Regions from separate parts of the Mus musculus genome. Here region 2 is linked to region 1. A link is a contact called in ENCODE Hi-C or POLR2A ChIA-PET data. All regions are on one chromosome and are shown on one strand. The core of a region is the stretch at or near the end of the contact, and the rest is flanking DNA. Distances in the headings are between cores, read along the strand shown. Region 1 holds the start of 4930417H01Rik (a long non-coding RNA gene). Region 2 holds the start of Bloc1s6 (biogenesis of lysosomal organelles complex-1, subunit 6, pallidin).

Evidence for each region. Hi-C counts contacts between places; a loop is a spot of excess contacts on that map. ChIA-PET counts read pairs that join two places held with the same protein, here RNA polymerase II (POLR2A).
Region 2: a loop to region 1 is called in a map of left cerebral cortex, with 6 times the contacts of the local background. The contact joins the promoter of Bloc1s6 here to the promoter of 4930417H01Rik in region 1. A Hi-C loop is called at or near these places in 13 of 37 maps with a recorded cell type or tissue (adrenal gland, gastrocnemius, heart and 1 more). POLR2A ChIA-PET finds 5 or more read pairs at or near these places in 1 of 5 experiments (Patski).

The regions. Positions count from the first base shown.
Region 1 is chr2:122,701,076-122,704,988 of GRCm38, reverse strand. It overlaps 4930417H01Rik (a long non-coding RNA gene), which reads right to left and starts at 2,350. Exons shown (of 5, transcript XR_866691.3): 1 at 2,005-2,350. Slc30a4 (solute carrier family 30 (zinc transporter), member 4) reads left to right here and starts at 2,326. Exons shown (of 7, transcript NM_011774.3): 1 at 2,326-2,959. The coding sequence starts at 2,569.
Region 2 is chr2:122,736,721-122,740,687 of GRCm38, reverse strand. Bloc1s6 (biogenesis of lysosomal organelles complex-1, subunit 6, pallidin) reads right to left here and starts at 2,183. Exons shown (of 5, transcript NM_019788.3): 1 at 1,984-2,183. The coding sequence starts at 2,065. It overlaps Bloc1s6os (biogenesis of lysosomal organelles complex-1, subunit 6, pallidin, opposite strand), which reads left to right and starts at 2,326. Exons shown (of 2, transcript NR_156706.1): 1 at 2,326-2,606.

The DNA.
Region 1 (3,913 bases), core at 1,101-3,600:
CTGTTTCTTTTGGCTGTACTGGCAAGGCCTCTTGAGTAATCTAAACAATCTACACATTAAGGGTCACCTAGCTAAAAAGGTAGGCAAAATGGTTGGTAAGATTCTGATGTAATTCAAAAAGAAAAATCTCCAGCCTGGAAATGTTTATATGGGGCATGACGCCTCATATAAAAGAATGCATATTGAGTAATAGCTAGCAGAATTGGAGGCAGTGTTGATAAGTGAGTCATATTTCAGCAGATTGTCTATCGTTACAAGCACCAGAGAAATAAGGCTGTAAATGTGGTTATGTTCCATGCCTTTTGACAGAGGCAATTTGACCCATTTGAAAGCATGATGGTATAAGCAATGCTATTGGTACAAAGGCAGGCTTAGGAACTAGACCCCACAGGATGTAAGAAGAAGAAAAAAGGGAGAATAAAAGGAGTATTTCCAGGTTCTGAAGAAATTTGAAATATAGTGTATTTGCTATTTATTGCTATAAAAAAGTTATCCTAAAATAGCAGACATTCATTATCTTGTGTAGTTTCTGTGCATCATCTGCATGTGGCCTAGATGGGTGGTTCTGGCCCAGGATGCATTGTGAGGCTTCAGTTGTCCAGTGTAAAGTCATCCAAAGGATTTACTAGGGCTGGAAGGTCCACTACTAATGGCTCACTCACATGGCAGTTGGTGGGCTAAGCTCCTTCTCACAGACCTTCCCACGGTGCTGGATAAGTTTAGCATGATGTGGTAGCTGTCTCCTCACAGTGCAAGAGATCTAAGAGTGAGGATAAAGAAACAGCTGCAGCACCTTTTATGACCTAGTCTGTAAGTCACAGTCACTTCTGCCACAGACTGTTCATTACAGGTCATAGGCCATTACTAAGTGCTGTCCACAAGCAAAGGTAAGGGAATTTACCTCCTGAAGAGTGGGGTCATCACAGAATTTATGGACAGAGCTTAAAATATGGCTTTGTCGTCTCATCACTTTCTCGAGAATCCAGTGAGACACGAGTGAAAGAACAGAACGCACAAAGGCAGTCCTCCTCAGCACAGCGCGCTGGAAATGTCCCCAAACAACCCATCCTTTTATTTCAACTATTCTTGAAACATTCACATCCCTCCTACCTTGAGGCTGCATTTAAGAGACTCCGATGACACTCCTGAAACATTGTAGGCAGTTAAATGGGACATTAAAAACAACAGAACAATCTACTCCTAAGATATTTGGAGCCGAGGAATGTAATGGCTCGTAAGCTGTCTCCCTTTGGCTATTACCATCGTGTCCTGATTGATGAAATTCTAGGCAATAGCCTTCCCTTCCTGATCTCGGGACCATGGAGGGTCTAATTTGCTTTCATGACTGCAGCTCTGGGGGAAAACTTAGGACTGAGGGATCACTCTGGAATACAGAAGTAGCCAGGGCTTTCTTTTCGCACCGGATTCTAAGGTGTCAACAGAATCGTTAAAATTGCCTCGTGTGATTTTTTTCATTGTATTTTTGTGACCTGAAATTTTGGTAAGATATAAAAACTTTTTAAAATATTGTCTTTGTAAACCCTGGGGAAGTAGGAGCTTGCAGGACACCACAGGCAAGATGCAGGTGTAGCCCCGTGTCTAACTTGCATGAGCCCCTGGATTAGATCCTAAGGATCTCAAAAGGAAAGAAAGGTGGAAGCCAAGGATTTACACTTTAAAATGAATTCTACCAACAGTGTTGCCTTTAATCTTGCTTCTTGAGGACATTTGAGAATGTGATGAAACATAGGGAAAGTAAGCTCACACAATTGTGCCCAAGGAGCGTAGCAGTGAACACAGAAGGAAGACACATATTTGCTGAGAAACAGGAAACTTTAAAGCAAGCCATAGAACTACTGACCATCCTAGTCTTGTCCTAGCCTTTTGACCAAGATAATCGGCAATTTTTTGCCGATTGGGTAGAAGAAAAGCTACCAGGATTCCCACTTGGTAAGAAAGCACTAAAGGACATTTTCCACGGACCATCCATAACCAAGATCGGACCTGAGATTCCCGAGACCCATCTCCAGTGGAGGGAATTCAGAGCAGTGACACCCAGCTCCGGGGGGACCTTCCCGCGGCACACCCGGGGGCTCAGAGCGCACAAGACCTCAGAGCCCGAGAGGCGGGGCCGGGAGGGCGGGGGCAGGGGGCGACGCGCGACCACGCCCCCTCGGCGCGCCCCCAAGCGGCGGCCTGCGTGCCCGCGCCGACCCCTCCCCTCGCGCCTCGCGGGCGCACGCGCCGCCTCGTTCAGGGGCCGGAGGAGGCCGGGCCTGTCAGACCCCGCGGCCGGCCTCCCAGCGGCACGGGGCGGGCGGGTGCAGTGGCTGGGGCTCGGCCTCGGTCCCTGGCCCGGGTCGCAGTAGCGCGAGCTCCGGGCGGGGATGCGCGGCGGCGTCGGCCCGCAGGTAGCCGAGCACCGCCGAGTCCGGAGCTGGCGCGCGGCCGGGGCGCGGCGACAGGAGCGGGGTCTCGTTCTCCTCACGATGGGCAGGGACGCGCCGCGCTGCCCTGAGGAGCCCGAGCGCCGGTGAAGGCGGAGTCGCCGGCCGCCCCTCCGCTGCCATGGCCGGCCCCGGCGCGTGGAAGCGCCTCAAATCCCTGCTGAGGAAAGACGACACGCCGCTGTTCTTAAATGACACCAGCGCCTTCGACTTCTCGGACGAGGTGAGCGACGAGGGGCTTTCGCGCTTTAATAAACTTCGAGTCGTGGTGGCCGACGATGACTCGGAAGCCCCGGAAAGGCCTGTGAACGGGGCGCACCCGGCCCTCCAGGCCGACGATGACTCCTTATTGGACCAGGACTTACCTTTAACCAACAGTCAGCTGAGTTTGAAAATGGACCCCTGTGACAACTGCAGCAAGCGACGCGAGTTGCTGAAGCAGAGGAAGGTGAAGACCAGGCTGACCATCGCTGCCGTCCTCTACTTGCTTTTCATGATCGGAGAGCTTGTAGGTGAGTTGTGTCGCCGACTCGCTTGCCTTTGACTTTGTCCAGCTGTTAGCTACGCCGGAGTTGAGGTGGAAACTTTGTTTTCAGGAAGTTTGCTGAGTATCTAGACTTTCGTGGGTCCATAGGAAAGGGACACGGGATTCCAAAGTGCGGTTCCCGTGAGCGCCCACTGAGAGCTTGCAGGTATATCTTGTAACTCCCATAAACAGTGCCTTTTACTGTAGGGTTTAGGGTGTTATCTTGACTGTATATCATGTAACTTCTCCTTTTACAGATTCTGATAAAATGCCAGGTTTATCTTTCAACGTCTAAAATAATTCTGACATGGATTAGAATCAGAATTTTATAGTACTAAGGGATGTTACTGAACACCATTCTGTTTTCTCACACAGAAGTTCTGAAGGGATTAGATTATGAGGAATCTTATTGGGAAAAGAGAGAGCCATCCACAGTACCAGACTTTCCTCTCTGTCTACATTTTGGTTATTTGATGCTTATTTATGCCGCTTCCTTTTGAGCTTATAGCCAAGGGCTTTACAAAACTCTATACAGCCAACTAATTAAAAGTTCATTATTAAAAGGAGTATCTACAGTTTGCTAGAGGTCTCCCCGGCAGCTGCAGAAGCTAGGGTTTTTTTTTTTCTCCTTTTTTAACTGATTTCAGATAATTTCTCACTCTAAGGTTCTTGCTTTAGACCTTATTTTTACTGTCGCATTAGTTTATAGTCGTCCTTTGATATCCAAGGTGGGTTGCTTCCAGGAGTCCTCTCTAGAACCTGAATCTCAGGTTGCCTCATCCAGTGACGCCTTATGTAAAGATCCCTTACGTAAAGCGAAGCAGTTATTTGCATATAACCTACATATATGTCCTTCTGTACTTTAAAGCCTTTGGAAATCATTTTGACTACAAAATACAAATTTGATGCTGTATTTAAGTAGTTGTTATCCTGACTCGTT
Region 2 (3,967 bases), core at 934-3,433, 36 kb before region 1:
ATAACAGTAGCAAAATTACATTTATGAAGCAGTCAAAAAATATTAAAGGGTCGCAGCATTAGACGATTGAGAAGCACAGTTCTAAAAGAAAAACCAGGTCTTTACCATATACATACAATATATGTGCACTGAACACCTACTGTCTGCTAATTTCTTAGTCACAACAATAAATAAGGTAAACTCTCCTCCCTGAGTACACAATACAGGGGAGTATACAAAGCCATTACAAAAACTGTCGTGGAATCTAACAGTCTGAGGTGATTTCTAAGGAAGACGGGCTGTTGAAGATGCTGAATGCCCACCTCATCCTCCCACCCCATCTTCTCTTCTCTTTGCTAATCACTATAAAAATGTAAACCCATGGGAAAAGGCACTCCTTAAAAAGCCTAACTCCAATGGAGTCAGTCTGCAGTTTTCTCACGTAATCGGCCAGAAACTGCCTTTACCCAGCCATGCACATCAGCTTTTCATCACGCTGTTCTGAAGGTCTTCCATTCATTTGTCTGTTTTAAGACAAAGTCTATCACAGGTATCTTTCTTCAGCAATGTATATGGATCTACATAGTTCATCAACACTGCTGTGGTCTTCCTAATCCTTGCACGCTCCTATTTCTATGGGAGACATTCTTAGAAAACAGTGTGGAACAGAACATGTGACCATCTTTGAAACTGCAAAAACCCTCTAAAAAATGGCCCCAACTTAGACTGCAGCCACCACTTTCATATGGATACAAATCTGAAAGGAGCCGAGGGGGTGCAACATTGTTAAACAGAATGAGAAACTGCAAGGATGAACAGCAAGGCCATGCACAGAAAGCAACAGTGAGCTATTAATATATGCCGTGAGTCAGCCTGTGAGGGTCCCTGAGTGCCAATTCTATGGAAAATTCAGTAAGTGGCAAGAAGCCATTTTAGGATTCTAAGGATTCATGCCTGGAGCTTGTGTTGGGGCAGTAAAGTTACAACAATGGACACACCATGCTGTGAGAATGAGAGACTAGCGGTGGTAGCTTTACACTGCTGAGGGGAGATAGATGCTAATGCCCTGCGGAATCCTCTACATGAAACAGAGGGAACTGAATCCAAGAGTGCAAATTCAGTTTCATGGGAGAGTAAGCTCACACCATTATCAAGAAGATCAGACAGCTGAGGCTAGGGATCTAGCTCTGTAGTAGAGCACTTGTTTAACATGAAATAAGTCCTGAGTTGAACCTGCAGCTAGCACCTATCCCTATCTCTGCCCTACTCTCTGACATCTGCTTTTATTTATATGCATACCACCCATTCGTTATGTGCAGAAAGAGAGAAAGAGGGGGAGAAGGGAGGGGAAGGGAGAAAGAGAGAGGCCCAGGTTCCAAGTAGGTACTACAGAGTATTACTAATGTGACTGAACAAGTCATGAAAGGGATATGTCATTAAAGAAAAGCACTGCCAGGAAATGCTGGGTTATTTGTAGCTTCCTATTTCTGAAACGCAGAGATTATTTTTAGAAGCTCCATCTAGCTTCTCTCATATGAACCAATGCTCACAGAAAATGATTTGAGTGGTGTTTTCAATCTCACAAAAACGATGGTATAAACAGTGCCCATCTGCCTATATAGCAAATTAACTGCTTCGTCCAACGGACGCCTTCGGGCATCAATGCTTAAATTTCTTCTGGAAATGTGCGGACGGCTGCTGGAGTCTCGGATGAAGTAATGTCACCTAGGAGGTCAGAGTATTTCATGAGTAGACACTATTGTACAGTTTCCTAAAAATCTACCTTCTCTCTGGCAGACTGATCGCCAACCACTAACCCTGTGACAAACAGTTGAAAAGCAACACAAACGCAAACCTTTAACACAAACCGCACCCAACAGTGCGTTTCCTCGCGGGACCAGGGTTGCCTGGCCAGGATGCTCTAGGCAGGAGGGTCGCCTGCGCTGGAGTCCCACCCACTCGAACCCGGCCCCTGTGGGCAGTCGCCCCGCAAAACAGCCGTACCCGGCGTGGGCTCGCCGGCCTCCAGGCTGTCGGAAGGCCCCGTAAGGACCCCGTCTGGAGGCGGTGGCTCAGGAACACTCATATCCCCGCACTGGGCGCTGCGTGAGGCGAGTGCTGTGGAGAAGTCACAGGCAAAGAAACCTAACGCGTTCCAGAGTCCATCCGGACGAAAGCCGCCGAGGCACACGGAAGTGACGAAAGCGGAAAACCTCGCTTTCCGACGCAGAACGTTACTGCAAGTCCGGAACGCCCGCCCCCCCCCGCCCCCCCCGTGTCAGCGCCCTAGGCGCAGCCGTGCGCGTGCGGGTTCGGTTTCACAGAGGGTGGCCGGCGGAACCCGGAAGAGAGGTTAGAGGACCGGATGTCGCCATAACCGTGTGAATGTCCCCAGTGTTGTGTCCAGTTTATAACTCGGGCCGCTAAGTGAGTCAATACGAACTCTGAGCTTGAGCGTTGCTGAGGATCTCTTCCAGTGCTTGGAAATGACGTAAAGGCTTTCTTGGAGCATCATTTGGACAAATTAAGTCAAATTACCAAAAGCACATGCTGGGCTCCTGTAAGATGATATCATGAGTTCTAAAGGAAAGTATGTAGACTTGGACAGACTCAGCTCCACAGCAAATGTAAGGATTCTCGACCCTTTTGTAAACTCTGACCTCTAGTAGCATCTCTAGTTGCTCCTCAGGTTACCTGTTCAGTTTTCCATATTGTAGCCAAAGCTATCTCAAAAAAAAAAAAAAAAACTAATATAAATAAACAAATAATGCCATGCCCCTGGAATGCACTGGCTCCCTATTGTCACCATCTTATGTTCAGTTTCACTTTAGCCACTTTTCAAGGGTAACTTCTCAACTCTCCACGGTAGAATGTCCACAGACTAATCCTTGAGACTTCTAAATATATTAGAGGGCATGGCAACGAATAAAAGCTACTAGTTAACATAACCTTAAAATAGGAAGGGTACTCCAAGGACCCAAGGTAACAGTCTGTAAAACTGATGGGGTGGGGCTGTCTGAAAAAAGATTTGATTACAAAGGATGATTAAACAAACACTGATGGGTTTGAAGACAGAGGAAGGGAGTCATTATTCTGGATGGTGGGTGACCTCCAGAAAAATTGGTAACCAATTCCTCCCCTAAAGCTTTTGTAATGGAACTCAACCCTGTGAGGTTGCTGAACTATAGAATGTGTAATAATTAGTGTTGTCATACAAATAGGAAAACAATTTATTACTCTTCAAACATCTTGTGCAATCTGGGCATTGTACGCTGTCCATTGTGCTTGTTCCTGTTTCAAACTAGAGTATCTTTTTCAAAGGCCTATTCATCTTTTAAGTGCTCTAGGATAATATCTTTTTTATTGTTTTGTTTCACAAGGTGAGGTGTCCTGTAGCCTAATCTGGCCTTAGACTCAATATGTAATTAGGGATGGCCTTGAATTCTTGGTCCTCCAGCAGACACGAGCCAGCACACTCAAACACACCTTTACTGTGGACACCATTCATTATCTCATTATTTCCTCCCTTTCATTCAGCAGTCACAGTGAAGACATTTCACAACAACAAACATCCTCCTGCCATTTAGCACTGAGCTCCTCCTTGCATTCATTATTTTATGTTTTCTTCTTTTGAATTAAAAATGACAAATAGAAACTCTTATGCATAGAGTACCAAAATAATTCTCGATAAATTTGCTAATTGGTGAACTATTGATGCCCTAGCCCTAATTCCAAACTGTATATTCCAAAGTCTGAGTTATACAACATGGTAAACATGATGAAACACCTGGCACCCTTGCTTGGTTATAAGTTTCATGTACTAATGGTGTTGTGGTGCCCTTTGGAATAGAGCCATATCCTATGAGTTTTCATTGGCTCCTTCTATCTCTTGGCCAGTACTAAGTACATTTCATTAAATTTTAAATACTGGTTATTTAAATTTAATGGATGAAATAAACTGTTATGTCCTACCTTGTCTTTATGATTT